Regions from separate parts of the Homo sapiens genome. Here region 1 is linked to region 2. Evidence: chromatin loops called from intact Hi-C (ENCODE). Cell type or tissue: ascending aorta. All regions are shown on one strand. Each heading gives the region's core, and the rest is flanking DNA. Links, peaks and the distances in the headings are about the cores only.

What was found. Hi-C counts contacts between places; a loop is a spot of excess contacts. Peaks named below come from ENCODE experiments on the same cell type or tissue, not always from the same donor. Only the 100,000 strongest peaks of a DNase experiment are listed, where the experiment ranks them.
Region 1: a loop joins it to region 2, with 3 times the contacts of the local background. A loop is called at or near these places in 2 of 110 quality-filtered maps.

What each region holds. Positions count from the first base shown.
Region 1 is chr9:25,756,711-25,773,060 of GRCh38, forward strand. No RefSeq gene overlaps it. Among named protein-coding and RNA genes, the nearest start is that of LINC01241, 15 kb to the right of the region's middle. In ascending aorta, for the core only: no CTCF peak of the experiment used is centred there; no DNase peak of the experiment used is centred there.
Region 2 is chr9:25,696,692-25,713,041 of GRCh38, forward strand. No RefSeq gene overlaps it. Among named protein-coding and RNA genes, the nearest start is that of TUSC1, 26 kb to the left of the region's middle. In ascending aorta, for the core only: no CTCF peak of the experiment used is centred there; no DNase peak of the experiment used is centred there; H3K27ac peaks cover 408 bases.

The DNA.
Region 1 (16,350 bases), core at 6,368-11,367, 61 kb after region 2:
TCTAGGAACTTACGAGCCCTTTCTTCTTTCTAATTTCTCCTTTTAGCTGGGAATGTTTATCTTATGCCTGTGCCATCATTGTATTTTGGAAGCACATACTTGTTTGATTTCAAACAAGATAAATCATACCTCAAGTTTCACCTCTACCTGATTTCAATAATATTTAGATGAAACTTTGATTAAGAGTTTATGCTGGAAAAGGTTAGTAGTTCCTTGGTATTGCTCCTCACATGACATCCATTGATATCATTGTGGTGTGGCCTTGCTACCATTAGGTGGTGGTTAGTGGCCTAACTGTGCACTTGGCCTCCTCTGATATCCCCCTACTAGGGAGGACTAGAGATGATTTATTATAGCTAGAAAGGAATGTCCTGTCTTCATACTCAGTTGTATTACTGTCTGTTGAAAGTGGAAGCCTATAAGCCCACCTGTCTTTACTGGTGGGAATGGGGTGGAACCAGACTTCTTCTGTGGTATTTGGAATGCGTTAAGATTTTGAGGGCTGTTGGAATGGGTATTAATGCATTTGAATGTGAAAAGGATATGAATTTTGGGGGTACAGAAGGTAAAGTGATATGAATTGAACTGTTTCTGTCACAAATTCCTACCTTGAAGCCTTAACCCCCAATGTGACTATGTATGAAGATAGGGCCTTTAAAGAGAAAATTAATATTAAATGATGTTACAAGGTTGGGATCCTAATCCAATACGACTAGTGTCCTTATAAGAAAAGGAAGAAATACTAGGGATATACACACTCAGAGAAAAGGCCAAGAGAGAATGCAGGGAGAAGGTGGCCTCCTGCAAGCAAAGGAGAAACAGGAGAAACCAGACCTTTTGACACTTTGATCTAGGACATCCAATCTCCAGAACTATGAGAAATAAATTTCTGTCCTTTAAGATAGTCTGTGGTAGTTTGTTATGGCTGACTAACACAGTCTGAAAGGTGGAGATAGGAAGGCAGAGTGGCTAGGGATCTTGGGGTAAAAGAATCAATATGGAAAAGTTGACAACCTAGGAATGCCAGTGGATGCAGACAGAAATGACCCAACAAAAGCTTACTTTCTATAGCTAAAGGACCAGGAGAGGGGTCCTATAGCTAAAGGACCAGGAGAGGTGTAGTCTGGTCCCTTTCTAAATATATTTAAAAAAACCTTTTAGATAACTGCCACACTCTAGCCAAATACCACAGAAAAATCTGGTTCCACCCTGTCCCCACCAGCAAAGGCAGGTGGGAACATACACTTCCACCTTCATCAGGTTGTAACAAGGACATTTCTTTCTAGCTGTATCAAGTCATCTCTAGTTCTTCCTAGTTGGGTCGTATCAGAAGAGGCCAAGTGAATAGTTAGGCCACTAGCCACCACCCAATGATAGGCAAGGCCACACCACAGTGATATCAGTGGATGTCATATGGGGAACAATATCAAGGAAATACTACCCTTTCCAGACAAGGCAGTTTTATCAGAGGCCTATAGGGAGCCAGTATTCCTACACTCACCAAGCAGTAATGAGAAGCCCTTCCTTCCTCTGGTGTCAACAGTGACCAAGTGTAGAACATTGACTTCCATCCTCTATCCCAACCTGACATTAATGAGGCAGTATTCCTCTTTACTCCGCCATAGCGGTATCAGAGGAAGTCAAGTGAAACTGAAGTTCAAATAACATCCAAAGTCTTGTAACTTAATACCTAAAATGGTCATTTTTAAACAGAAAATCACTCATCATACAATGAACAAAGAAAATGTCAAATTAAATGACAAAAGACAAAAAATGGACACTAACTCGGAGAGTACAGAGGTTAGTACCACCTGATAAATATTTTAAAGCAGCCATCCTAAAAGTGTTTCTAAAATCAATTACAAAGATAATTGACAAAAATCTAAAATCTCAATAAAGAAATAGAAAATATAAAGAAAAACCAAATTAAGAATTAAGAGATAAAAATACAACAAAATAAACAAATTCACTGTGAGAGCCCAATAACATAATACGGGACAAAAAAGGAACAATCAGTGAACTTGAAGAAACAATAGAAATTATTCAATCTGAACAACAGAGTGAAAAATAGACTGGAAATGAAATAAACAGGCACTCAAGGACCTGTAGGATCACAGTGGAAGATCTAACTACAAATCAAAAGAGCCCTGGAAGAAGAGAAAAGGTAGGCATGAAAAATTTTGAAAAATAATGGTTGAAGACTTTTCAAATTTGGCTAGAGAGATAAATCAACAGCATCAACAAGCTGAGTGAACTTAAGACAAGATAAACCCAGAGTATCTACATAAAGGCATATCACAGTCAAACTTCAGAAGACTAAAGAAGATAACAAAAATATATCAAAAATAGCAAGAGAAAAATGCTACCTATATAGGAAAATAATTTTAATAATAGACATCTGATAAAAATAATGAAGGTCAAAAGTTAGTGGCACAATATTTTTCAAGAGCTGAAGGGAAAGAATTGCCAACTCAGATTTCTGTAGGCAATGAAAATAGCTTTCAGAAATGAAGGGGAAATGATAACATTCTCAAATAAAGAAAACCTAAAAGAATTTGTCCCCAGCCAGTATACCTTAACAGAATTTTCAAAGGGAGTTATCTAAACACAAACAAAATAATAAAAGGATTTTTGTAGTATCAGCAATGAATAAAAAGCAAGAACAGAGTAAAAATGTGGGTCGATACAATATATTTTACTTTTCCCTTCAGTTTTCTAAGTTATGTATAATAGTTGAAGCAAAAATTAGAGCATTCTGTGTTGTGGGTAAATATATGGTTCTAAATAAATGTGGAGGATATATTTGAAATGATTATAAAGAGGGGAATTAAAGGGATTTAAAGAGAATTAAAATTTTATACTTGAACTGATAAATTGCTGACACTCATGGATTCTGGTAAGTTATGTATAATACCTAGAGCAATCAAAAAAATAAGAAGGTATGCAAAGATATATACTCAAAACACTGCAGATAAACCGCAATAGAGTTCTAAAAAATGTCCATGTTATTCACAGTAAGACAGAAAGAAAGAGAAAAATAAAAACAAAGAGAACAGGGAATACAAAATTAAGTGGAAGAATTAATCCCAAACATAACAATAATTACATTAAACATAAATAGTTTAATTACATCACTTAAAAGGCAGATATTAGGAGAGTGAATTAAAAAGCAAATATGACTCGAATATAAGAATCTCACTTCATATAAAATGATATAGGTAGGTTAAAGTAAATAAATAGAAAAATATATATCCTACAAACATTAATAAAATCAAGCAGAAAAAAGTCAACTTTACTACTTCATCTGATATGAATATAGCCTAAAATGGGTAATAGTCTGGGTCATAAAACAAACCTCAAGAACTTTAAAGAGTTGAAGTCTCTAGGGAGTACTTAGTGAACTGAATAAAAAGTACAATACAACACAGCAAGAGAATTATGACACAGCTAAAGCTGTGCTGAGAAAAAAATTATGTCATTCAATGATTACATTAGAAAAGAGGACATCTCATGTCAATAATCTAATGTCTTACCCTAAGAATCCAGAAAAAAATAAAAAATACATACCAACCTAGAGAAGAAATAAGAGAACAATTATTGGAGTACAAATTAATAAAACTGAAAACAGAAAAATCAATACAATCAAAAATTATTTCTTTGAAAAGATCAATAAAATTAAAAAATACATAAAAAGATTTGACAAAAATAAAAGAGAGAAAATACACAAATTACCAACATTAGGAACAAAATAAGGATTATCTCTACAGACCTTATAGACATCAAAATTATAAGAAAATACTATGCACGACTTTGTACACAAAAGTTTGAATCTTGGATAAAATGAACTTTTTTTTTTTTTCTTTGAGACAGGGTAGGGTCTCACTCTGTCATCTGGGCTGGAGCAGAGTTGCAGGACCTCAGTTCGCTGAAACCTCTGTCTCCAGGGCTCAAGTGATCCTACCACCTCAAGCCTTCTGGGTAGCTGGGACTACATGCTACCAAGCCTGGCTAATTTTTATTTTTTGTAGAGACAAGGACTCGCTATGTTATATGTTACCAAGGCTGGTGTTGAACTCCTGGGCTCAAGCCATCAGCCTGCCTTGGCCTCCCAAAGTGCCGGGACTACAGGCATAAGTCACTGTTTCTGGCCTAATTTTTTAAATACACACAGACACACACACACACACACACACACACACACACACAAACTACTATAACTTACCCCAAATAAAATGCTATTTGAATAGTCCTATAATTATTAAAGAAATAAAATTAATAATTTAAAACATGCCAAAAAAGAAAACTTCATGCCAAATGGTCTTACTAGAGAGTTATACCAAGCTATCAAAGAAAAATTAATATTAATTCAATGCAACCATAGGGACAGTGGCATCAGCAGGATGACAGACTAGGAGGTACCAACTCGCAGCTCTTTCGCCAAACAATGAATAAACAACTACATACAAACAAAAATAGCTCTGGGAAATGTTCACGCTACAACCAAGAAGCTCAGAAATCTTGTGGAGCACAAGAACTTAGGATGGCCACACAGAAAAGAGTAAAAGCATCTGTTGCATCATCCCATGCTTCATTCCAGAGAGCTCAAAACTGAGAGAAATTTCTCCAAAGGGGTTTTCCCTGAAGGAAAATAAAAGAGAGCGGGTGAACCCCAGCAATCTTTCTCGCTGCTACAGTCATCTGCAGCTTTAGCCACCAAGGACCTCTGCAGTCTTTCCCAATGCTGAGGCCAGCTGACAGAGCTGTCCAAAATCCATGCTGGAGTGTTCTCTCAATAGAAAGAGCCACAGGAGTACCTGTGTCTTGGATCCCTGTGCATTCCCACTCCATGGAGGACAGTATAATAGACATGATACAAAGAGAATTCTCCCTGGCCAGAACTTCCCCCACTGGGGAAAAAGACAAGTGCTAGGACCACAGTAGACTTTACCACCAAGGATACTAACAGCCCTAGTAGCCACCACTGCCACAGACACTCATAGCCTTAGTTTCTGAATATTCCTACAGTCTTTACCAATGTTGACCTCAGCTGACAGAGTTTCGCAGAGACCACACTGTTGTGCTCTTTCAGAATTGGAAATGCAGCACCCCAACCAGGCAATGCCCTTGCAACTGCCTGCAGGTGAAGTCTTTCTCCATTGAAACCAGTTTGATAGGCTGGAAGAAGTGACTACTCCCTCAAATGCACAGACATCAATGCAAGGCTACAAGAAACACAAAAGTGGAAGAAAACATGATCGCACCAAAGAAACACAACAATTTTCCAAAAACCGACCTAAAAGATGTAAAGATCAAAGAGTTACCCCCCTCCCCAATTTAAAATAATCATTTAAAACTATCTCAGTGAGATATAAGAGAACACTAATAAACAACTCAAGGAACTCATGAAAGCACTACATGAACGAAATGCAAAGTTCAACAAAGAAATACAAATCATAAAAAGAAAGAACCAAATATAAATTCTGGAGTTGCAGTGTACAATAAATGAAATGAATATTCAATAAAGAACTTCAATAGATGACTCAATCAGGCAGAAGAAAGAATCTGTGAAACTTTAAGACAGATGTTTTGAAATTATCCCGTCAGAGGAGAAAATCAAGAATTTTGAAAAAAGAACGAAGAAAGTCTACAGAAGTTATGGGATACCATTAAGTGAATCAATACAGGTACTACTGAAATCCAGAAGAAAATATAGAGAAAGGAACAGAAAGCTTATTTAAAGAAATAATGGCTGAAGAGTGTCCAAATCTTGGGAAAGATGAAAATATCCACATTCATGAAGTTTAAAGTTCCAAAACAGATTCACTCTAAAGAGGGCTTCACTGAGACACACGATAATTAAATTTTCAAAAATCAAAGAAAAAGACAATTTTGTAAACAGTAAGCAAAAATTAACAGGTCACATGCAAGGTAACCTACATAAGGCTATTAGCACATTTATCAGCAGAAACCTTTCAGGCCAGGACAGAGTGAGGTGATACATTGAAAGAGCTGAAAGAAAAAACTGCTAAGCAAGAATACTTTATCTGGCAAAGGTGTCCTTCAGAAACGAAGGAAAGATAAAGATTTTTTCAGACAAATAAAAGCTGAAGGAGGTCATCACCACTAAACCTGCTTACAGAAAATGCTAAAGGGAGTTAGTTATTCAAGTCAAAATGAAAGGGTGTTAATTAGTAACATAAAATCATGTTATATGAAAGCATTAATTTCACTGGTAAAGGTGGATATATACTCAAATACAGAGTACTCTACTATTGTAATAGTGGTCTGTAATCCACCTTTAACTATCTCATATAAAGGTTAAAAGACAAAAGAGCCCAAAAGAGCCACAGCTACAGTATTTTCTCAATGGATATACAATACGAAAAGATTTAAACTGTGACATCAACAATATTAAATGTGTGGAAGGGTATGAGTAAAAGTGTAGAACTTTGTATGTGATTAAATTTAAGACGTTATCAACTTAAAGTAGAATGTTACAACTATAACATATTTTATTTAAGCCTTTTTTAAGGTTACTACAAAGTAAAACCCTATAACTGATATAGAAAATATGAAAAGTAAAGAATTAAAACATACCATTACAAAACATCATCAAAAGGGAAGACAGCAAGAGAAAAAGAAGGGAACAAAAGAATTATTAAAAAGTCAGAAAAAAATTAACAAAATAGCAATTAATAATAACATTTAAGTAAATTAATTAAATTCTCCAACCAAAATACATACAGTGGCAGAATGAATTTTTTTTATTTTTAAGGAGTCAACTGGGGCAGCAGGGCCAAGATGGCAGACTAGAAGCAGCGGTGATCTGAGGCTCCCATGGAAAAGATCCAAAACAGTGTGTGAATCCTGCACCAGCAACCGAGGTATGCAGGTTCTGTCATTAGGACTGAGTAGGTGGCTGGCATGACCCAGGGAGAAGAAGGAAGAGCAGTGTCATGTGGCAGCCCACCTGAGAGCCACAAAGGTCAGGGGAGCCCCCAACCCCAGACAAGGGAGGCAGTGAGTGAGCATGCTACCAAGCCTGGGAAACCATGCTTTTCCCACGGAATTGTGCAATCCAAGATCGGAAGATCCCACTCGTAAGCCCACGCCACCAGGGCCTTAAGTCCCAACCACGAAGCCCTGCAGATTCTCACTCAGCTAGAATTGGCCTAAGCCAGTTGAGTTCCCAGGGGGAGGAGCGGCCATCACCACTGCTGCGGCTGCCTGCTGTCTAAGCCTTCTGAGCTCCTTGGGGGAGGTGCAGCAGCAAACATTGAGGCTGCAGGGCCTCCCTGCAGGAACTGTAACTCCAGCCAAGGGCTCAGGGATAGAACTGTGATCTCCCTGGGCCTGAGCCACTATAGGGAGGGGTGGCCATAGTCTCCATGGACCAGCAGACTTAGTCTTTCCTCCTGGTAGCTCTGAGGAATCTGGGCAGCCCAGATGAGGGGGTTTCCCCTCAGTGCAGCCAGCACACCCCCTCCACCAAGGGGCAGCCAAAGTTCTTCATTAAATGGGTCCTGCTTCCCATGCCACCCAACTGGGTGAGACCCCTCAACAGGGGTTGTCAGACATCCTATATAGGAGCGTCCCTACTGGCATCAGATCAGTGACCCTTGAGGTCAGAGGTATGAGAGGAAAGAGCAGTCACCCATCTTTGCTCTTCTCCAACCTCCTCGAGTGACATCTCCAGGCGTGGAAGTGAACCAGATGAATAGGGCCTGAAGTGAACCCACAGCAAACCACAGCAGCCCCAGAGAAGAGGGACTTGACTATTGAAATAAAAAGAAACACAAAGCAACAGCAACAGCATCAACGAAAAATGTACCCATGAAAACCTCATCCAAAAGTCAGCAGCCTCAAAGATCAAAACTAGACAAATTCATGAAGATGAGAAAGAGTCAATGAAAAAACACTGAAAACCCAAAAGGCCAGAGTGCCTGTTCTCCTACAAATGTTTGCAACCCTTCTCCAACAAGGGCAGAACTAGACGGAGGATGAGATGGATGAACTGACAGACGTAGGCTTCAGAAGGTGGGCAATAACAAATTTTGCTGAGGTAAAGGAGCATGTTCTAACCTAATGCAAAGAAACTAAGAACCTTGATAAAAGGTTACAGGAGTTGCTGACTAGAATAACGGTTTAGAGAGGAACAGAAATGACCTGATGAAGCTGAAAAATGCAGCATAAGAACTTTATGAAGCATACACAAGTATCAATAACTGAATCAGATAACTTCATGAAGCATACACAAGTATCAATAGCTGAATCAATCAGGTAGAAGAAAGAATATCAGAGATGGAAGACTGTCTTGCTGAAATAAGGCAGGCAGACAAGATTAGAGAAAACAGAATGAAAACGAATGAACAAAACCTCCAAGAAATATGTGACTATATAAAAAGACTGATTGGAGTACCTGAAAGAGATGGGGAGAATAGAACCAAGTTGGAAAACACACTTCAGGATATTAACTTCCCCAATATAGGAAGACAGACCAACATTCAAATTCAGGAAATACAGAGAACCCCACTAAGATACTCCATGAGAGATCAACCCAAAGACACATGATCATCAGTTCACCAAAGTCAAAATGAAGGAAAAAATATTAAAGGCAGCCAGAGAGAAAGGCCAGGTCACCTACACAGGGAAGCCCATCAGACTAACAGTGGATCTCTCAGCAAAAACCCAACAAATTGCTACTGGAATTTCTCCAGGATCACAATAATATTTAGTCATGTGTTTCTGAGAAATAATTTAATTCCCTAAACAAAAATAGGTGGAATTTATCTCAGAAGTTTCCTCCTTTCTATCATTCAAAACTATGGAATAACACTGTTTATTACTTGTTAAAATCTTTATAGGAGACTGTGAAATTTGTATATTTTCCATATGGGATTCGTTGCGGTATGTTTTTTAAAAGCTTTCCATTTGTAAAAGTTTTGACCAATAAATGTGTTTTTATGCCTGAAAAAAAAAAAAAAAACCCAACAAGCCAGAAAAGAGTGGAGGCCAATCATCAACATTTTTAAATAAAATCATTTTCAGCCCAGAATTTTGTATCTGGCCAAACTAAGCCTCATAAGCAAAGGAGAAATAAAATCATTTTCAGACAAGCAAATGCTGAGGGAATTCATCACTACCAGGCCTACCTTGCAAGAGCTACTGAAGGCAGTACTAAATATGGAAAGGGAAAACTGGTACCACCACAGCAAAACACACAAAAATATAAAGACCAATGACGCTATGAAGAAATGGCATTAACTAGTGTGCAAAATCATGATATAACATCATGTTGACAGGGTCAAATTCACACATAATAATAGTATCCTTAAATGTAAATAGGCTAAATGTCCCAATTAAAAGAGACAGACTGGCAAATTGGATAGAGTCAAGATCCACTGATGTGCTGTATTCAAGAGATCCATCTCATGTGCACAGACATACATAGGCTCAAAATAAAGGGATGGAGGAAAATTTATTAAGCAAATGGAAAGAAAAAAAAACAAAGGTTGCAATCCTAGACTCTGAAAAAAGAGCCTTTAAACCAACAAAGATCAAAAAAGACAAAAAAGAGCATTACACAGGTAAAAGGATCAATTCAACAAGAAGATCTAACTATCCTAAATATGTAAGCACCCAATACAGGAGCACCCAGATTCATAAAGCAAGTTTTAGAGACTTACAAAGAGACTTAGATTCCCACGCAGTAATAGTGGGAGACTTTAACACCCCACTGTTAATACTAGACAGATCAACAAGACAGAAAATTAACAAGGATATTGAGGACTTGAACTTAGCTCTGGATCAAGTAGACTTAACAGATATCTACAGAACTCTCCACCCCAAAACAACAGAATATACATTTTTCTCAGTGTCACATGACACTTACTTTAAAATCGACCACATAATTAGAAGTGAAACACACCTCAGCAAATGCAAAAGAACTGAAATCATAAAAAACAGTCTCTCAGACCACAGTGCAAACAAATTAGAATCCGGATTAAGAATCTCACGCAAAACTACACAACTATATGGAAATTGAACAACCTGGTCCTGAATGGCTCCTAGGTAAATAATGAAATTAAGGAAGAAATCAAAAAGTTCTTTGAAACCAATGAAAACAAAGAAACAATGTACAAGAATCTCTGGGATTCAGCTAAAGCAGTGTTAAGGGGGAAACTTATAGCACTAAATGCCCACATCAGAAAGCTAGAAAGATCTCAAATAGACACCTTAACATCACAATTAAAAGAACGAGAGAAGCAAGAGCAAACAAATCCAAAAGCTAGCAGAAACAAGAAATAACTAAGATCAGAGCAGAACTGAAGGAGATAGAGACACACAAAACCCTTCAAAAAATCAATGAATCTAGGAGCTGTTTTTTTGAAAAAATTAATAAAATAGGCCACTAGCCAGACTAAAAAAGAAGAAAAGAGAGAAGAATCAAATAGACACAATAAGAAATGATAAAGAGGATATCACCACAGATCCCACAGAAATACAACTACCATCAGAGAAGACTATAAACACCTCGACACAAATAAACTAGACAATCAGGAAGAAATGGATAAATTCCTGGACACATACAACCTCCCAAGACTAAACCAGAAGAAAGTCAAATCCCTGAGTATCCCAATAACAAGTTCTGAAATTGAGGCAGTGATAAATAGCCTACCAACCAAAAAAGGCTCAGGACCAGACAGATCCACAGCCAAATTCTACCAGAGGTAGAAGGAGGAGCTGGTACCATTGCTTCACAACTATTTCAAACAATTGAAAAGGAGGAACTCCTCCTTAACTCATTTTATGATGCCAGCATTACCCTGATACCAAAACCTCACAGAAACACAACAAAAAAATAAAACTTCAGACCAATATCCCTGATGAACTTTGATGCAAAAGTCCTCAATAAAATACTGGCAAACCGAATCCAGCAGCACATCAAAAAGCTCATCCACCACGATCAAGTCGGTTTCATCGCTGGGATGCAAGGCTGGTTCAACATATGCAAATCAATACATGTGATACATCACATAAAGAGAACCAATGACTAAAACCATATGATTATCTCAATAGATGCAGCAAAGGCCTTTGAGAAAATTCAACATCACTTCTTGTTAAAAACTCTCAATAAACTAGGTATTGATGGAACATATCTCAAAATAATAAGAGCTATTTATGATAAACCCACAGTAAATACCCTACTGAATGAGCAAAAGCTGGAAGCATTCCCTTTGAAAACCAGCACAGAACAAAGAGGCCCTCTTTCACCACTTCTATTCAACAGAGTGTTGGAAGTCCTGGCCAGGGCAATCAGGCAACAGAAAGAAATAAAGGGTATTCAAATAAGAAGATAGGAAGTCAAACTGTCTCTGTTTGCAGACAACATGATACTATATTTAGAAAACCTCATTGTCTCAGCCCCAAAACTCCTTAAGCTGATGAGCAACTTCAGCAAAGTCTCAGGATACAAAATAAATGTGCAAAATTCACAAGCACTTCTATATACCAACAATAGACAAGCAGAAAGCCAAATCATGAATGAACTCCCATTCACAATTGTTACAAAGAGAATAAAATACCTAGGAATACAGCTAACAAGGGACATGAAGAACCTCTTCAAGGAGAGCTGCAAACCACTGCTAAAGGAAATAAGAGAGGAAACAGACAAATGGAAAAACATCCCATCCTCTTGGATACAAAGAATCAATATCATGAAAATGGCCATACTGCTCAAAGTAATTTATAGATTAAATGCTATTCCCATAAAACTACCATAGACATTCTTCAAAGAATTAGAGAAAACTACTTTAAAATTTATATGGAACCAAAAAAGAGCCCACAGAGCCAAGACAATCCTAAGGAAAAAGAAGAAACCTGGAGGCACCATGTGATCTGACTTCAAACTGTACTACAAGGCTACAGTAACCAAAACAGCATAATACTGGTACCAAAAACAGACATATGGACCAATGGAACAGAATAGAGACCTCAGACATAAGACCACACACTTACAACTATCTGATCTTTGAAAATCCTGACAAAAGCAACCAATGGGGAAAGGATTCCTTATTTAATAAATGGTGCTGGGAGAACTGGCTAGCCATACGGAGAAAACTGAAACTGGACCCCTCTTTATACCTTATACAAAAATTAACTCAAGATGGATTAAAGACTTAAATGTAAAATTGAAAACTATAAAAACCCTAGAAGAAAACTTAGACAATACCATTCAGGACACAGGCATGGCAAAGATTTTATGATGAAATTGCCAAAAGCAATTACAACAAAAGCTAAAATTGACAAATGAAATCTCATTAAACTAAAGAGTTTCTGCACAGCAAAAGAAACTATCATCAGAGTGAACAGGCAACCTACAGAATAGCAGAACATTTTTGCAATCTACCCATCTGACAAGTCTAATATCTGGAATTTACAAGGAACTTAAAGAAATGTACAAAAAAAAAAAACCAAACAACCCCACCAAAAAGTGGGCAAAGGATATGAATGGACACTTCTTAAAAGGAGACATTTATGTGGCCAACAAACTTATGAAAAAAAGCTCAACATCAGTGATCATTAGAGAAATGCAAATTGAAACCACAATGAGATACCATCTCATGCCAGTCAGAATGGCGATTATTAAAAAGTCAAGAAACAATAGATGCTGGCGAGGCTGTGGAGAAATGGGAACACTACACTGTTTGTGGGAAAGTAAATTTGTTCAACCATTGTGGAAGACAGTGTGGCTATTCCTCAAGGATCTAGAACCAGAAATACTATTTGACCCAGCAATCCCAATCACTGGGATTCCTTGGGATAACCAAAGGAATATAAATAATTCTATTATAAAGATACATGCACACGTATATTTATTGCAGCACTATTCACAATAGCAAAGACATGGAATCAACCCAAATGTCCATCGATGGTAGACTGGATTAAAAAAAAATGAGGCACATATACACCATGGAAATCTACGCAGCCATAAAAAGGAATGAGATCATGTCCTTTGCAGAGGCACAGATTAAGCTGGAAGCCATCATCCTCAGCAAACTAACACAGGAACAGAAAACCAAACACCACATGTTCTCACTCATAAGTGGGAGTTGAACAATGAGAACACATGGACACAGGGATGGGAACAACACACATCGGGGCCCCTTGGTAGGCAGGAACGAGGGGAGGGAGATCATCAGGACAAACAGCTAATGCACGCAGTGCTTAAAACCTAGGTGACAGGTTGATAGGTGCAAACCACCATGGCACACATTTACCTACATAACAGTCCTGCACTTTCTGCACGTGTATAGATTCAATGCTATTCCAGAACTTAAAGTAAAAAAAAAAGAAAAAAGAAAAAGCCAACTCTATGCTGCCTATAAAGGATTTACCTTAGCTTCAAAAACAGTAATGGGCTGAAAGTGAAAGGATGGAAATATACATTTCATACAAGTAGAAAACAAAAGAGAGAAGGGGGTATATAAACTTATGTCAGATAAAATAGAAGTCAGTCAAAAAGTGTACCAAGAGAAAAAGAAGATTACTCCATAAGGATAAATGGGTCAATCTATCAAGAAGACATAATAATTATAAATATATACGCACCCCAAAATGGAGTGCCTAAATATATGAAGCAGAAGAGAGATATAGCAACATGATAATAGTAGGGGACTTCAATACTCCACTTTCAACAGTGGTTACATCGTCCAGACAAAAAGTCAGAAAAAGAAACATTAGATTTGAACTGTAATTTAAATCAGATGGACCTAACAGACAAATATTAAATATTTCTTCTAACAGCAGCCACATGCATATTCTTCTCAAGCACACATGAAATACTCTAGGATAGGTCATACTTTAGGCCACTAAGCAAGTCATAACAAATGTAGTAAGATGAAAATTGTATCAAACATCTTTTCTATCCACTAAGCTTTGAAAGTAGAAATCAGTAACAAGAGGAAAATTTACAAATATGTGGAACTTAAAGAATACACTCCTGCACAAGCAACAGACAAAAGAAAAATATCAAACAGGAAATGAAAAAGTATATTGAGTCAAATGAAAATGGAAATGCAATATACCAAAATGTGTGAGATGCAGCAAAAGCAGTTCTAAGAGGGAGGTTTATACCTCAAGAAACTAGAAAAAGAACAAACTAAGCCCAAACAAACTAAGCCCAAAGTTAGCCCAAACTTCTTTCCCAAAGGAAAAAAATAATAAATATTAGAGCAGAAATAAATGAAATCGCGAATAGAAAAAGATAAACAGAACTAAGAGTTTGCTTTCTGGAAAGCTAAAAATGGATAAAATATTAGCTAAAGAAAAAAGCTATGTCTCAAGTAAAGTATAAATGAAAGTGGAGACACTACAAATAATACTACGGAAATGCAAAGGATCATAAAAGACTACTATGAGCAATTTTATGCCAACAAATTGAATAACGTAGCAACCAATATTTTATAATAAATCTCTCTCTCTTCCCCCTCTCTATTTATATCTATTCACACATATCTATATTCTATTATTTCTGTTTCTCTGGATAACCCTGATTAAGACAAGTTTATACATTTGAAGGCAGTTTACCATAGTCTTCGGACCCGAGCTATTGCTGCGGAAAAATTTAACTCTGTCCTGCTTTCCAATGCTATAACTGCTTGTGATGGTGGTGGCGATCATTTGTTTTTATCTAGAATCTAACAGGATTATCTTTTAATTTATGTTTTTCTGAAATGTGATGATAATGTGTCTCTGTGTGAGTTTACTTTTATTCACTTCTTCAGCATTGGAGGAGCATTTTCAATATAGCATTTTATGCACTTTAATTATCAAAATTTCCTTATGCTACCTTTTCTCCTCTGTTTTCTCAATCCTCTGTGCAAGACATCATTAGTGTAATTACAGATGGCAAATAGGAATGATAAAACCAATAAGAACTCTTAAAACTTGTGCTCAAAGGGGGAATACACCCATCCCTTCTGTTCATATTTCATTAGTCAAAGCAAATCACATAATCAGGGTTTATGTCAATGAGGTGAAATTAACCATCCTCCCACCAGGAATGGGTCTGGTGGGGAGGGCCAGTGAATATTTTGCCAATAATAAAATATACTACACTCAGTGCCTGTTCATATTTGATCATCGGCTTTGCAGGCACAACTTAGAGCTGATAGGTTAGCTTCACTGTGTAGTCACTGAATGAGGAGTCACGTATTTAACAGTGGAGAATGCACAAGTTAGTACATAGGGTATTTTCCCCCTATGATTATCCAGTTTCTTTAGAAAGGAATCCTTGACTCCTGCTTCATGTAATTTTGCCTGGCCATAGTTGTTCCAGAAGCAAAGAGGACTAAGTGAGCAGGCCTTCAATAAAATATCTTATTTTAGTTACACATCTTGCTCCTGTTTTTCAACATACATGAGTCTATAGTTTCCAGCTTCTTCTACTAAGTTTCCTCAGAGAGTAAACCTTTGTTCTGCCTGGGAGCATTCACCTGGTTAGGTGGCATTATGGAACAATCTGGATTTAAGTCTTTTATATATAGATGCACAAATAATTACCCCATTTCTGGTTATGCACTCACTACTCTTCCTAACTGGGAAGAGTATCTCCAATCTCTGAACTTTTAAAAAGTCCCCTGCCATGAAATGGTTTGGCTCATTATCAGCATTCTCCTCACCATGCACTTAACGTTTCAGTTCTTTCCAGCCAGTTGGATTTGTTATAACTTTTCCATTTGGTTTCCAACTGATCTCCCATTGTCTCCACTTCCATAATCTTTGTCCACGTGGGTTTTACCATTTTATATTCTTTATTGTCAATTTAGTGGCCATTTGAGAGGAAGCAGAGATAAACACATGTGATTTAAAGTCAAAGTGTAAAGGTTTAAAGAGTATAAAAGGGAGTAGAATTGTTGAAGAGTTTTGAAAGAAGTTGGAAGAAAAGGTAAAAATGTACTAGAACAATGTTCGAATGAACACTGAGACAAATGAAACTTGAGGTTGATGACAATGAACAACGAAGAGGGAAAAGAATAAATATAAACTTGAAAAAAGGAGCAAAATTCCTTAACATAATGAAATGGACATAATAAATGTGAATAACCAACAGGTCATAATTACTATGGAAGATAAAAATATAATAAAATAAGTAAAATAATATCTTAATAATAACCTTAATGAGCTTTTATATATTTGTTTTTAAACACGAGATGAAATTATATTTAAAAAAAAACCTGTAATAGGATTTAGACCCAAGGGTGGAAAATATGTTTTGTTCATTTTTAAATTCCCACTTCCAAGCAGAGTGCTTGGAATGTAATTCAATTGCTGTTGCTTGAAGGCCTT
Region 2 (16,350 bases), core at 5,656-10,655:
AGTAATTGGCATACTGTGCAGTGGGAAAGATGGGCTTGATTTGATAACAACCATTTTTTTTTCCAGAGGGTGAAAGTGCAAAGAAGGGAGTTAAATGATATGATATAAATACTGGTAGATAAAGATATAATTAGGGAAATTACAGCCAACTTAAAATTCCCTATTATTATTTCCCAGTTACGTGTCTTGTCTCACAGCAGTTGTCATTTTTCCATTCCCATTCCCATCTTTTTTTTAATGCAATGAAGTGTTTTAATGAATATCCTGAAATGATAATATTCTTTATTATGGTTTCAGAATATTCTTTATGTGTGACCTAATGGCAAATGATAAAAGCCAAATAAATATTTAATAATTTCCAATCAATTCCTGTGCTTGGGGCTCACCTAGCTATAAACTTTTCTGAACTTAACATGTATTGGAAGTAAGTAGAAAATTAGTTCGACTCTTTCCTTTAGCTTCTGACACTGCCTCGTTGTGTTTTTATTATTTCTTATTCCAATACCAAATTTCAATTCAAATCTATATCCATCAAATTGGAACTTCTATTTTAAGGTTTTTTTGTTACTTCTATATAAATACTGAAAAATTGTATGTAAGCTTAAGTACTTAAAAAGAAAAACATATTTTAGAGTAAGTAAAGAGACACTAAACATACAAATATATGTATGTTTCCTTTTAGTATACAAAAAAAAAAAAAGTCTATTTGAGTGTTATCACTGTTTTTTCAAAGAAAATTCTTACATACATTGGGATTTGCTCCCAGCATAATAAGCATGACCTCTGTTGGAATTTCTGCTGGTTTCAAATGAGACAATTGTGAATATTCCAGCAGCTTCTGATAGCATTAATTTATGAAAATGTCACTCTCTGACCTTGGCAAATTGCAGTTCAGTTTTTCAATGAACATCTAGTTCTTAGAACTTCAAATTCCATATTATCACTAGAGGCCCATCAACTTGCTTTTTTGTCCTGTGTTCTGGATCTGACATAGAGCTGCTTGTGTCAGATTCTGAGAAAAGACATGGCAAAAAAGCCAAGTCTTTTTTCAACTAAATAAAGATTTTCCTCAAATTCGTAAACACCCAAATATGCTATATTCTAGTGAATTCCTCTTTTGAACGTCATGGTTTGCTGAAGAAAATTAGTAAACACAGTTGAAATCCCCAGGTTTTCTCTATGCCAATTAAAATAAACTGATTTTTGTCTTTAACAGAAACTCATGTTCTCTTTCCTCAAGATGTTTACAGTAAATAGATTTGACATTTCAAATCTGGCTATAATGTAGGTAGCAAACACAGCACTGAGTATGACTTTGAATAGGGTTAATCTTTCACTTGTGACACTGGCGTATGTGCTTCATTTCAATTCTGCTTCCAGGCATTAATGCTAATTGGTCTTCTTACCTGAATATCTGGAGGCGCTACACAAACTGGATGAAGTGGGTACTTGTAAACAGGATTGTACAGAGATCATTCAGTTAGTACTTATATTTCATTGTAGCCTGAGCTAAATTCTTTTTTTATGTTTACATGCACAGTATTCACAGGTCTTATTTTATATTCCAAGCTAATTAATGCTTTTATAGTACAGCAGATAGTAATACATATATTACTGAAGATGTCGTACTGTATCATATAACTAATTGCAAACATGGCTTTGAAATAAAAAATATAAAATATTTTAATAGAAAATGTTATTGTTAAAAATTAAATTTCTTTTGCAGCCTACTGGGGTTTCCTTTGAATAGAAATAATTTAAATATAAAAATACTCATTTTAACTGAGTTTGTTTTTCTTTTGATTAGCTATTTTATTTGAAATTTTTAAAGACACCCAAAATAAGAGGGTTTTAAAATCTCTTAGATTATTTCCACAATGGTAGGGTAAACTGGTAAAGTGAAAATATGAGAAATAAAGAAAAGGGCCATCATCAATTTCAAGAAATCTTCAGCAAAGTATTTGTAAGTTGTTGTTCATTTGTTTTTTATGTTGCCTTATGTTAAAACATTATAACCTGATTTGAGGTATATGGGAAAATTCCTACATAAATATCCATAGAAGTGATAGCAACAGGAAAGTTGTATATGGAAAAAACCTCAAAAAATTATTTTGTATAAGGGGAAACTGAGTCTTAAAGAAGACTGTACAATTGAACCTAAAGCCTAAAGCTGATTAGCAGAGAAATGGGCCTGGGATCGTGTTTCCTGACACATAGTATGATATATTTCTACTACATCAACATTTCCCAGTCTTGCCTGATTTTTAGAACTGTTTAGGACACGTTTTTGGAAATAAAAATTTCCAAGCACTGCTCCTGGAGATTGTGATTCAGTAAATCTGGAATTAGACCCAAGAGTGTGCATTTTTAACAAGCATCCTAGAGGATTTTTATACTGAAGCAATTTTAGGAATCACTGCTTCTGACTATTTTAATGACTGGATTATTTGTTTCTGCTACAATATGGAGTATTTGTTGCTGTTGGCAAAAATGACAGTTTCAGGTAAAGTATAACACATTTCTTACTATCCCATGTATATGTGAAAAAAACCAAAAATTTTCAATGTTTTCAATAAGCAATTTTTTTTTTGCCCATTTAGAAATTAGTAAAGTTGTTCAATCACAGAGTGCAGTTTTGCTTTCTATGATACCTAACCTAACTCAAAGACCCTGAGGACAATCCACTTAACATCTATCCACTTAACACCTGTCTTTAACATGCCTTGACTTCCGCATTTTTGATAACTTTCACAATGTCTCCACTCTAGATGTGGATCCTCAAGGTCACATCCTGAACTTGGCCATCATCTGGAGCTGCTACACATCTGAAAACCTAAATTCTGCTCTTCCAATCTCTGACAACTAACTTCTATTTTTCCAGATGCCATCTACTTTATTCTTATATTTTATTCACTGAGAACCACAAATTCCTCCCCATTTTAAAAATGTTCGGCCTGAACTTCCTTGTACTGTATATACTCTAGACACATTAGCCTCCTTTCAGATTCTTGAACATGACAAACTCTGTTTTATACGCAGAGCATTCTTCTACTAGCTTTCATATGATTTCTTCCCAACATTTCAAGTCCTAACATCAGTTTTTACACTGGAAACATTTTTCATGACTACCTACCTACCTGTAGTAGTTGACCACTAGCTCAACTAACTATCTTCTTGGCCTCCTAATGATGTCCCTCATTTAATAAGCTGTATATATTTTATGTACTTATTTGTTTATTTTGGCTACACAAGATTATAAGTTCTATTAAGAGCAAGGACAATGCTTTGTTTATTATTGTATTTCCAGTACTTAGCATAATGTCTGGCTTTTAGTAGTCAGTCAATATGTTCAATACGGCCATACATTTCTCACACTAACCTGTTACTTTTCCTATACTTTTTGTTTCAGTGAAAGGAACAACTGAGTACCCAAGTAACCAAAGCAGAAACATGGAGTAATACTCTAATGAATGAGTCTACAAGATCTGTCAATGAATTCTTCTGATATGTCTTCAATTGTCCTTCCTTCCTTCTATCCTTCCTTCTTTCTATCCTTCCATCTCCTTTCTTCAAATATTTATAAACTTCCTATGTATCAGGCACAATTCTAGGTTCTTAGGACTTAGAAATGAACAAAAGAGCTAGAAACCCTTGCCTTCAAGGAGTTGACATTCTATATTTCCCATTGTTCAAAGCTTTATTTATTTCTCTGCAGAATTACTCTGGCAGTCCTTCACTTCAAAGGCCTTTCACTGGTCTCCCCACCTTTAGTTTCATACTTCTCAAGTTCAATCTCCACATCAGTCTCCTAAATTTGACAGTATACTTCCTCTTGGTTTGAGTGATTTTTCTTTCCTTCAGAGTAAATACTGATGTATTTGCATTGTTTTGTAAGGTGTTTTATTGTGTGATGCCTGCATACCTTCCAGACCTCTCATAGTTCACAGGCTCTCATTACATATTTCACCATCACAAATAATTCTCAGGGTACAAAAGTCCCTCTCCCAGGTTTACAACAAGGTTCATTTGTTGCATCTGCCTTGTGTATGCTTCTTATCACCTTTTTCTGGCTCACTCCTATCTGTAAATCACAACTCAGCTCATGTTTCATATCCTCTAAGATAAATGCCTCCACTCCTTCTAATTGGGTCCCTTTTTATTTACTTTTAGCACAGAACAGCTATTTCTGTCAAAGCACTGATCAAATAGCACTGTAATTGTCACTTTATTTCTTTAATTAGATTATAAACTCCTTGAGATCAGAAATTTGTTGACTCTCTTATCTCCCAATAAATTGAACACAAACGAAGTTTTACATTCAAATTTGGGTATTTTTTTAAATGTGAGTTATTCTTGGGTTTATAATACTAGATCTCAAAATAGTAACGTCTTTGTATAGTCATGAGTCATGGTGATGATAAAGGCTCTGGTAGGGAGACAGTCTTGCTTTTGTTTTTTTTTGAGATGGAGTCTTGCTCTGTCACCCAGCCTGGAGTGCAGTGGCATGATCTCTGCTCACCACAACCTCTGCCTCCTGGGTTCAAGCGATTCTCCTGCCTCAGCCTCCTGAGTAGGTGGGACTACAGGCACATACCACCATGCCCAGCTAATTTTTGTATTTTTAGTAGAGACGGGGTTCCCTATGTTGGCCAGGCTGGTCTCAAACTCCTGACCTCATGATCCACCCACCCCAGCCTCCCAAAGTGCTGAGATTAGAGGCATGAGCCACCGCGCCCAGCCTAGTCTTGCTTTTTTAAAAAAATATATATTTGCTTTTAAGGCAAATTTGGTGCCTCAAAAGTGTTCTCAGCCAGTAAAAAGCAAAACAAAACAAATTAACTTGATCAATTTTGTTGAGTACGGCTTATGGAGTCTTAAGAACTCAGTGTTAATTTAGGCTGTCTACATAAATTTAGGCTAGCCACCACTCCTGAAATTAGAATCCTTGTCAAAGCTGGACTTCTTGGGAGCTGGATTAGGGATAGGATTTGTCAGAACTGGCTTTTGTGAGATAAAGTGAACTTGATGCTTCAGAAGCGGTGGCTTTGGGAAGCACGTTGGGTTAAAGGACAGGAAGTATTCAAGAAGTGAACTGGTGGGTAAAGGATCTGGAACTAAGGCAGAAGGGCCCGTTGAAGGCAGATTATAGATTTCCTGGACAAAAGTGTGGGCAATGCCAGTATTTTAAATGGGAGCTGTTAAGGATGTTAAGTGGCCTGTTTAGTCACTTTTTCTCCAAATAGCTGCAAAAACTTGGAAAAGGAAGAGAGAATCTTATAGTTACATTACATGAAGAACTGTTAATGACTGGATATTTTAAACAAGTAGTTGCAGTCTAACCTGCAAAAACAGGTATTAGGTTTAGTTTAGTGGCACCAGAGGGCAAATATAAGATTAACATAAGAAATTGCAAAGAGACATACTAGCTAAAATTAAAGAACTTTTTAATGGCTCAGAATGTCCAACAATGGAATAGTAGAATGCATTGCTTTGTAAGTAAGTGAAAATGGTAAGTTGTAAGTTGGTCATTTCATCCATCTGGGGGTTGTAGTGAGATTTCTTCTCTGAGTTAAATGCTTTTGAGTTGGATGACTGTTCATATTCTCCATGTAATTGAATTCCACAATTTACATTCCCCTCTCCCACTTTAGAACTTCATTTTTGACACAAAATTTCCTGATTTCTAAGTATAATGTAGGGGACTACCTACTAATAGTGAACAGGATCCCCAGCTCCTGATGGTTGACAACTGCAAGGAAGATGGGGTCTCTCAGAAACTACTTATAAGAACCAGCCAACATCTGCTCTGTTTGAGACGAGCATGTCAAACAATGAGAAATGCAGAGGGAAACAGAGAGATGATCATGAATCCTCTGTTCATCAAGTAGGCAATGCTAACCTTAAAATGTCTCAGCATGTTTAACCTCTGTAGTTTATTTTTAAATACTATATTTATTTTAGTTGCAATTCTGTTAGATATTCAAATCATTTTCACCTATCCGAAACATATTGTGCAGTGACTCATCAGACATCTGTAGCAAGTAAATATACACAGTGTATTTTTAGAGTAGCAAATATCTGTCTATGCATTTATAGTACAAGTAAAATTAAACCTGATCTGAGAAAAGTGAATTATTCAGCTCTGACCACTATTGCGCCATTTTCACCTTTAGAACTTACGTTTCTATGCTGCAATTTTTAGATCACCTCCAACCTATAAATGCCAGACTTAAATGAAAAATTGTTCTGTTTTTTTTTCTATGGACTATTTGCTAGAGGAGTCCTTCTGCAGTGAATGTTGAATGCTGTTAATTCCTATTTATGGCTTTAATAGCTTTGCATTAATGAAAAAGTCAGATACCCTTTATATACCCACCTCAGGGCTTCATCTAGGAGATGTTCCATTGATGTGAAAAAGAGGCAAATTGATTTCTGCCAAAAATGAGAATGTAGTAAAGAGGCTCAAACTGCATGTGGATAATGAAATGGCTTGCTTTATCACAAATATTTGTTGCATATGTTTTCTACTTATTTCTTCTAATGGCTGCCCCCTGCTCTTCATATAGCTCAAATTTGATGTCTAAATTGTTACATGTGTTGACAGAAAAAGGAAATAAAGAAGATCTCATAATATTTTAGTAATAAGAGAGTTAAATGTAGATATATTATTTCTGCATTTTGATTTGTGCTGTTCAAGGTTATATGAATAACTAAGAAGTTTTCTTTTCAGATGTATTAGACTCCTTGGGACACCTGATCAGGGTCTTAATCACTGCATCTGTAAAAATGAGGTAAGATGTGGGAAACTAAAAACTTTTTACCAAAGAAGTATAGTTTTTTTTTTTTCCTCTTCCCTTTAAAGTATCAGGAATTTCCAAGCTATCAACATTTGCTGAATCTGCCTATGCATAGTTTTCAAAAATAGTCTATGTTTAATTTATTTCCAAAATACTTTCCATTTCAGCAGGTTTCCATGAAGTGAAACATTTACTATAAATGGATAAATTTTGTCAGGGAGCTGCTTCAACAGTGTCCTAAATGAATAGTCAGAGTAAAAGCATAGCACAGATATAGTCAAAAAGAAGTAACCCTCTTTTTTTAGAAAAAAAAAGTGCTAAATTTTAAAGCACAGTTTTATTCTGCAACTTGGACAGTATCCCAGGTATCTTGTTTAGAGTATGTGAGTGCTGCAGAGAAGTCAGAGAGAAAAGATAGAAGCTGGAGTAGAATCAGCTGGATTGGACCCAAGTAGACTAGGCCTACTGTAAAAGTAAGACCACTACGGCTGGAGGAGTTCACCAAGAAACTGACACACAGACTGGGAGTCATGTTGCTGCCAAGGTGGGACCAATACTGATGAAAGGTGCCCAGAGCTAGAAAGAGGAGGGGAGAATCAGAGACTCGCAGACTCAGATTCAAATATGAGATCACAAGATGAAGCAGAAGCCAACTCAAGCAAGAAGTAACAGGAAGAGGGTGATAAGTAACAGCTAGAACATGTACATGAGTCAAGACATGTGTGTTTGCCTGATTCATGAAGCCAGGAAAGGGATAAAAATTCAGGCAGCAAGTGGTGTGGCATTTTATTTTGATTTGAATGTAAGTAGTCATCAAAATTAATGAATAAAAATAGTTATCAGTTTGTATGTATAGACATTTAAGAATATTTCGTACTCCATTTGCAGCTATAAAAATGAATAAAAAAGATTTCTATTAACTGATATGGAGTGATTTTCAGGATGTATTTTCAAGTGTAAATACTAAAATGCAAAAGAATACCTGAATACCTATAGTGCATTGCCTTTTATATAAGAAAAAAAGAGTAAATAAGAAAATAATGAACACATCTGCTCATTTGTGAATAAAGTAATTCAAGTAGTAAAAATAAAAAATGAATGAGAAATAATGAGAATGGAGTGAAAAGAAAAAGGGAATGGGGGTTAGAAGAAAAGGGGAGAGAGAGACATTACTCTAGGTATACCTTTAAGTATACTTCTGCAGCTAAGGATCATAGCAACATTTCACAAACAGAACCAATATATTGATAAACTCAAGCTGGATGTCTTAAGGGGAACCAAAAATGGAATAAAACCATAATGAATAAGCCTAACTCTATTACAGATTAATAACATAGCCCTACTGAAGGGGTCAGGGAAAAATAACAAGATGAAGTAGATTCCAAAAGATTATTTTGACAAGATACGTAAGGATAAAGATAAAAATAATTGTATACGAATAATACTCTAGCTAAATTTTGCTTTACTGGTATATGTATTAGTAATTCTGAAAATATATTATGTAATTGTGTCTTACAGAAATAGACTGTGGGTAACAACACAAGTTTCTCACTATCAGAGAAAGGAGTTACAAATAAGGAAAGTGGAAGGCTAGAATGAACTCTGTGATGTTGGGTTGGAACTGAAAATATTTATCAAAACTCTTGGCTTTTATTATAAGTAATGTGAATAAATAAGAAATAGATGTAGACGTGTGTACGTATGTGTTACTATATACACAAATACTTTCAAGTTTTGTTTACAGAGAAGGCATAACAGCAATAACATCCTAGTAGTAGTGAGAACACCAAATGTCTAGATTTTGGTTTCTAAATGCAATTTTCTAATAAAAACAAACAAGAATCCTTGAGAAAAATGGCTGATTCCAGGGTTGGGCAATTGCTGAGGAAGTCCAAGATGAGTCCAGAATATCTTAGAATGCCAGAAAAGAAGAAAGTGAAGAAACAATTTTTTAAAAAAGATGAGGGTTCACAGGAGCCGGTTTAAAGAATCTCTCAATAGCCCAAACTGGGTTAATTTGGGGAAAAAATTAAATAGTGATAGCTATGAATTTTGGCCCATCAAATAAAATAAATGAGTCTGTATTGACAGAAATAAATAATTGAGTGCATATACAAATAAATGGAATAAAAGAAACATCTCTTTCTTAGAGTAGAATTCAAATTAATAAATATAAGAGAAGCAATAAAAATTCACCACTTGGTAAACAATTTAGTCATACTTATTGCAGTCAGGAGTCATCAGTGAATGCTAAAATTAGTGGAAAAGTTATAATTAGAAACAAGATATTTGCACAGTCTATAGTTATCTTCCCACAAAAAACTTATTAATTTCAAAAGGAAAAATAGAAATGTTATAATAGGGAAACTTGGCAAAAATTATCAAGTTTACCTCATTAAAAGTAAGACATATCATCATCATGTTCATCTTCAAATGATACATTGAGAAGGGCATAATACCGTTTTGAGTATACCTGTCACATATGCATAATCTGAATCTGACCCTGAAAAAAATATCCCCAACTTTAGGAAAATGCTAAAAACTAAATAAATAGTACTCTTCAAATCTGTCAGGGTCATGTAAGACAAAGAAAACTGAGTAACCATCACAAACCGTAAGATAATTAAAAGTCCTGACAACTAAATGCAAAGTAGGGTCTGGAGTTGGATCCTGGATCAGGAAAAGGACACTAATGGGAACATTTGAAAACTTCTAATAAGGTAGAGAGAGCAGTTAACACTACTGTATCAGTGACATTTCTGTATTTATATAATTAAGTTTATGTGAGATATTTTCAATAGGGAAAGCTACATTTAGGGTTTACAAGCACTTTGTATTATTTTTCTAATATTTTAATGTCTAAAGCTATTTTTCAAATAAGAAGCCAGAAGATGATAGGCATCCATAGCATGAACAGCCCAAGTAGTATAGCAGAAAACCATTTGTATTAAATGTAGTATTTAATTAAACTTTTCCACTCATTGACCTACCACATCAGGAGTTTCACTACATTATCCATTAATTGGCAAAATCTTTGGTTTAGTGAATGTTTTCCTAAACTCTAACCATTTATCTGACAACTTCACCAACATGAAAACATTACTTCCATTGGAGCAATTTTCCCCTTTTAGACTTTTCAGGCACAATATTCCACAGAATGTACCCAATGTGGCTAAATAATGTTGGGGACTTGTGTGCCTTTTCACTTTGGTGATAAGAAAAATGTCTGGCTTAATGCCCCGTCATAGCAAGCATTGTTGTCATACAAAATCTACTTAAAGGAAAAAATGTTTTGATTTGAAAAGACTGTTACTTAATGATAAAATGAAAAACTCACTAAGAAGATATAACATTTATGAATCTGTATGTGCCTGTCAACATAGCTTTGTAACATATGTCCTACTTTGTTTTTGCTGCTATATAACAAATATCTGATAATGGTAATTTATGAATAATAAAAACTGTTTTTATCATAGTTAGGGAGGCTGAGAAGAGGTCCATGACCAAGGCTCTGGAACGTTTGTTTTCTGGTTAGGGCTTGCTCTCTGCTTCCAAGATGGAGCCTTATTACTGCAGCCTCCGGAGGGTACCAACACCACATCCTCATATGGAAGAAGGGGAAAAAGGGTTAGGCAGTTCTCAAAAGCCTCTTTTATAAGGATATTAATCCCATTCACATGGGCAGAGCCCCCTCGTGATTTCACTACTTCTCCAAAGTCCTCTCCTCTTAAGAATATCACCTTGGACTTTAAATTTCAACATGTGAATTTTAGAGGAACACATAAATTCAAACTGTAGCAATATACATAGAAAAAATAAGCTAAAAGCTAAATTGATAAATTTCTATAGTAATTAGGGAATTTCAACAATTCTGTCTCGAGATTAATATAATAGATCAAGTGTTTGATCTGTTTCAAAAAGTTGCTTGCTTAGACTACTGTCAGAAATGAAATTTGAGATTGATCTTGAAGGCTATAGACATACAGAGTAGAAAAAGGCATTCTGTACAGTAGACTTTCTAAAAATGTTTTAAAATATCAAGGTTTAGGGCATCATTGCATAATTGTGTCACATATGGATATTTGGAGTAGCTTTCTTTTTCTTAAAGAAACTCATCTGTTTGATAAAATAGGAAAGTATCCCACACTGAAAATCTGTATTGCCATGACTTGCCACCATGTTTATGAAAAGATCTATCTGGGTTTACAAGCGACTTGGAATTTCTTTGAAGCTACTTTGAGATATGCCTTTTAATGCCGGATGTTACAAAAATCCTTTATTTGTAAATATAACCAAATGAAGAGATAAAATTTCCAGATATTTAGCTGTCTTTGTAAAAATAAAAAAAAATTGTAAAGTCAAAATGTTTCCTTTAATCTTGAATTCTAAACTCAGGTATCTAAATACAGATGCAAATTCTTAATAATTATATCTGATTGCATTAAACAAGGGCTACATAATCAGGATGATTTCCTTTGATCTTTCCTAAAACTGCAGGTATTTATTGAGCTGTCTCTGTAACTTTTGATGTACCTATTATTATAAATTATAAAATATTATTGAATATTTCAGAATAGATTATCCTGGAATATGCCCTGTCACAAAGCGTAGGTCCCAGTTATCAACAAACAAGTCTATTGAAATAAGGACTTTTCATTAAAAGTTAGAACTCTGTAGTATAAAAGTACTTATTTGTCTCATTCAGATCTCTCTAAGAGAATAGGCACCTCATTTGTCTTGCACCTCATTTGTCTTTTTTTTTGGAGACAGAGTCTCACTCTATAGCCCAGGCTGGAATGCAGTGGTGTGACCTCCGCTCACTGCAACCTCCTCCTCCGGGCTCCCAGCGATTCTCCTGCCTCAGCCTCCTGAGTAGCTGGGACTACAGGTGCGTGCCACCACGTCTGGCTAATTTTTTGTATTTTTAGTAAAGATGGGGTTTCACCATGTTAGCCAGGATGGTCTCAATCTCCTGACCTTGTGATCCACCCGCCTCAGCCTCCCAAAGTGCTGGGATTACAGGCATGAGCCACTGTGCCCAGCCCAAACTAGTCTTATTTATCATTTTATCCTATCACCTAAGGTACAAATGAAATAACTATTACTTTAATATATGAACAAATGAACAAACTAACAAGCAAATAAATACATTCATAAGTTGCAACAGGAAAACCTTTCTATTAAAAAATGGATGCTTTATTTTAAAGCGAAAGGTACCCAGACCTTTGATTAGGTTCCTGACCATCACTGACAGATATTAACTCTAAAGACAGGTCAGGAGGACTTTTTTGTCTCTCTTTAAAGTTCCCTGGGTTCCAGAAGAGATGAAATTTCTGAAGAACCAAAGTATATTCCAGATCTCTTAAAGGTAAAAGGAGAAGTTGGTCACCCTATGTGGCCCGAACCCAGAGTTGTGATGCAGGTTTTAATTCTGTCACTCTCTAAAGCATTTGTCTAGGACTATATAACAGCAGACTATTTCTGAGTACTACTAGCCTAGGGACAAGAGAACTTTGCAATGTTCATTCTTTAACTGGGGTCTTTAAGTCTTCTGGAAACTGTATTTTGAATCTGTATGCAAATTCTAACCTCTTTTTTATATTTCTTACTTGTCCAGGCTTGAGCCATAGTTGCAAAACCAAGTTCTTGCTTCCTTCGTGTTTAATGCTTTTTACTTAGCCTTCACTAAGACCCTTCTGTATACACTCTGTGCCCCTATCCCACGCAAGAACCCTATTTTCTCCGACTTTAGAAAGGAGAAAGAAGGAAGGGAAGGAAGTCAGTCTAGACATCCACATTTATTTCTTTGGGTTAAGCACCACGATGTCCGAGAAATTTCTATTTAAATCAAAATAGCACAAGGAATCTCAACGATGAAAAAACATAATTTTTTTTTATTTGAAATAGTTGACTAATTACATAGCCGTCCTTCAAGGAAGAAAGGAACTAACATAAGAATAGATTACCAGGCATCCAGAAAATAAGGAATGCTAGAAAAAGAGTGAAAAGTGCAATTAAAGAGAGATAAGAAGACTCCAAAATTGTTCCTTATCTTAGATATTGTTCCCTGAATTTGTATATGTGCAGAATATGAATTCACCTGAAGTCTTTAGAAGATTGTAACATGTCTTTGAAGCTCCAATTCTATACCAAGCAAGTTTATAGACTTAAAACCCACAATATTTCATTTTATTTGGGGCAGAGGAAGACAGACCTTTAATGACTCTATTCATGATAATGATCTGAAAAAGAGAAATAACGTTTGGCAGTATTTGGATTTTTTAATCAAGTTTTAATAATGGCTATGAGCCAAATAAAATAAAAACTGTTTTCTTTTGTATTTTTCTGTCTCTTCAATATATAAAATTCCATTTTGCTAAAAACTACTAATTTATCTACCACATAAAATGTGACTTTTCATAACTGCAAAAAAATAGTGTACACATCATTTGAAACTGAAATGAGAAACTGTATATATGAGCAATAAATATAGTAAACATGTTTAAATGTAAATGTAAAACACAAACCTCAGACAATGAGCCTACATGAACATTGTGATATTTAGACATTTGTCAGACAGCCTTTTTCTGTTTTGACAGCCAAATGAATGCTATATATAGAGGGACTGTCTTTGGAAGATAGACTTCCTTGCCTAGTTTCCTTTACTCTGAACAACTGCAAGACATTTCAATGTGTGGGAAGCATCTATGGTACAGAGAGTTGGAAAACATTCAGGCAGAAAGTATCAAAACAGTCAAATACTTGCAAATCCAATATGCTCATCCATAATGATTCATTCTCTATTTAAAACACATTTTCAAAGTCTAGGACAATTCCAGCTAACAAAAGCCTTTTACTTTTGAGCTTCTTACAAACGAGCTTAAGTAAAAAAAAGGAATATAGAATCTAAATTTTAACAATTTATGGTTCTAGATGTTTTTTGTTATAGTGCTCCTCGTATGTGAGACAAAATTTAACTTCAATCGCCATATCTTTACATCGTCTGTAGCCTTTGTTCTTATTCTTTTTCTTCCTCTTTTGTATAAAGCTACAAGATAAGAAACCAGGAATGCAACTTTCTACATAAAAGAAAGCTGTGATTCCCAGAATCCTGGCTTAAATTTGATTTATATTCTCAGTGTGGGTTCCACTATATCTAGCTGGAAATTGTTTTTGAGATACTTGGATGTGACAAATGGTGTGAATTTTAAATTTGTGAAAATAAAACAATATTATCATTTATGGCTATGTCTTAACAATTTTTCCCCTTTGTAATTTTTAAGAGAGTTGGGCTCTAAATGAGTGTATTTTCTCCTACACTCTGCTCAGGCTCTGCTTTTGAGGATAGCTTGTTTGGGTTACTCTACCCCTAGAGAAGTAAATTTAATATATCTTCTTTCACTTTTGATTAAGTCAAGTGAGATAATTGATGGAATGAATATTTTTAAGCAGTGTAGAGCTATCATTTAGAAGAAAAATAAGATCTTATAAAAGGCATGGAAAAAAATAATTAAATCTGGAATATGTTTTAGGTTTGGAATTTTATTAAATTTGCAAACATAATAGATATTTCAAATATCATATTAAAAATTTCTTTCAGATCTAACCAAATAAAGGAAACCCATTAAAAAATGTGGGTGGAGTAAGAAGACTGTATTTTTTTAAAATAAAATCTTCCATGTGTTTTTCAGAAAAGAATAGTGTGTTTATAATTAACTTCTTTCAAAGCATTTGGGGACTTAGAAAATGGCAACATATACAACCCCCAATATTTTAGGAGTAAGGTCTTTAGATGGCATTATGTATAATCTTTAAGATCTATACATTTTCAAATGATTGCAAACAAAAATGAGAAAAGCTAGCTCTTCAAAGATTTGGGAATGCAAACACTCTTCTAGGTTATATCACAAAACACAGTCATTTGCTTTCATTTAAGTCATAGCTTTTCTCTGCTTTACAAATGCACTCAAAATGTCTTTACTTTTTATTTCATTCAGATGCTTATTTAAAAAATGCAACCAACCTAAAAATAGCCATAAAATATAAAGCATTATCAAGAATATATTAGAAATTCATAAACAATGAAACCGAAAAATGGCAAAGACTTACACAGGTACCTCACAAAAGAAGATATCCAAATGACCAATAATCATATGAGTAAGTGAGAAACTGCATTGGTCATCAATGACATGCCAATTATAACAAAAATTTGATAATGTCATTGATAATAACAAATGGCTAGTATAATTTGAGGATTTATTAGTAGTATCCTGATGTCTAAACTGAAAAAGATAGGTATTCCAAATTTCAGCCAAGCTATTTGTAAATTAGTACAACATTTTGGAAAAAGTGTTTGGCAGTATCTACTAAAGCTGAAAAACAAGTCTATGACACAGCATTTATTGCTCTAGGTATATAACTATTAGAACTTCATTCTAACACCAAAAGATATGTAAAAGAATATTCCTAACAGTATCAATAGTAATAGCTTTAACTGAAAACTGCCAAAATGTTCATCAGTCATAGAATGAGTATAAAAATTGTGGCATATTAATACAAAAAAAGTTATACAGTAATGAAAATGAAAGTAGTACAATTTGCAAAAATGTAAGTGAATCTCACATATGTGGTATTAAGCTAAAAAAATCAGACAAAAGGAGTGCATATTTTATGAATCTATTTACATAAAGTTCGAAAACAGGTAAACCTAATCTGTGATTCTAGATGTCAGAATAGTGGTTATTTGTGTCACAGGCAGCAAGGGAGGATATAGAAGAGTTCTTCTGGAGTGCTGATTATGTTGTATTTATTTATTTGAGAATAGTAATATGGATGTATCACATAAAAATTTATCAAGCCATGCACTTATGATTGAAGGGGGAGGAAAGTTATGTTCAATAAAAACAATTTACATTAAAGAGTAATTATTAAAAGTAAACAGGAAGATTTACACCCAAGAGGTATATAGGAATGTGTTTAAACAGAATCATGCTTTTTGAAAATTTATATGAGTAATGTCTCAATTCCTTTTATGCTGCTATAACAGAATACCACAGACTGGGTCATTTATGAAGAACAGAAATTTATTTTTCATAGTTCTGGAAGCTGGGAAGTCCAAGTTCAAGCTGCACGTGTCACCTCCTCTAGTGGAGCAGTTTTGGGTCAGTACCTTTGCACACTTGAAGCTCAGTTTAGGTGCCACTAATTTTAAGGCTACAGGTATGGATAAATCCCTCAGGCGTAGGCTTAGTTTTCTCATACATAAATAGAGATGACATGAAATTAAATGAGAGAAGGTAGGGAAAGGAGATGGTTGATTCAAATTTACCAGTCTGGAGAGAAGAAAATCTTTCAGAATGCTTTCTGTTTTATTTGCTCTTTACAAGCAAAGATTATTGCAAATTGCTTAGCTCTTTTTAGAATATAAAAACCCTCAAAAATATTATGGATTATTCAGTGGAATTATTTATAATAATGTACTTAAAAGATAGGATGAAACAAAGTATCTTAAAATAGTTTAATAATCATGATATTTTTATAAAATAATGATGTG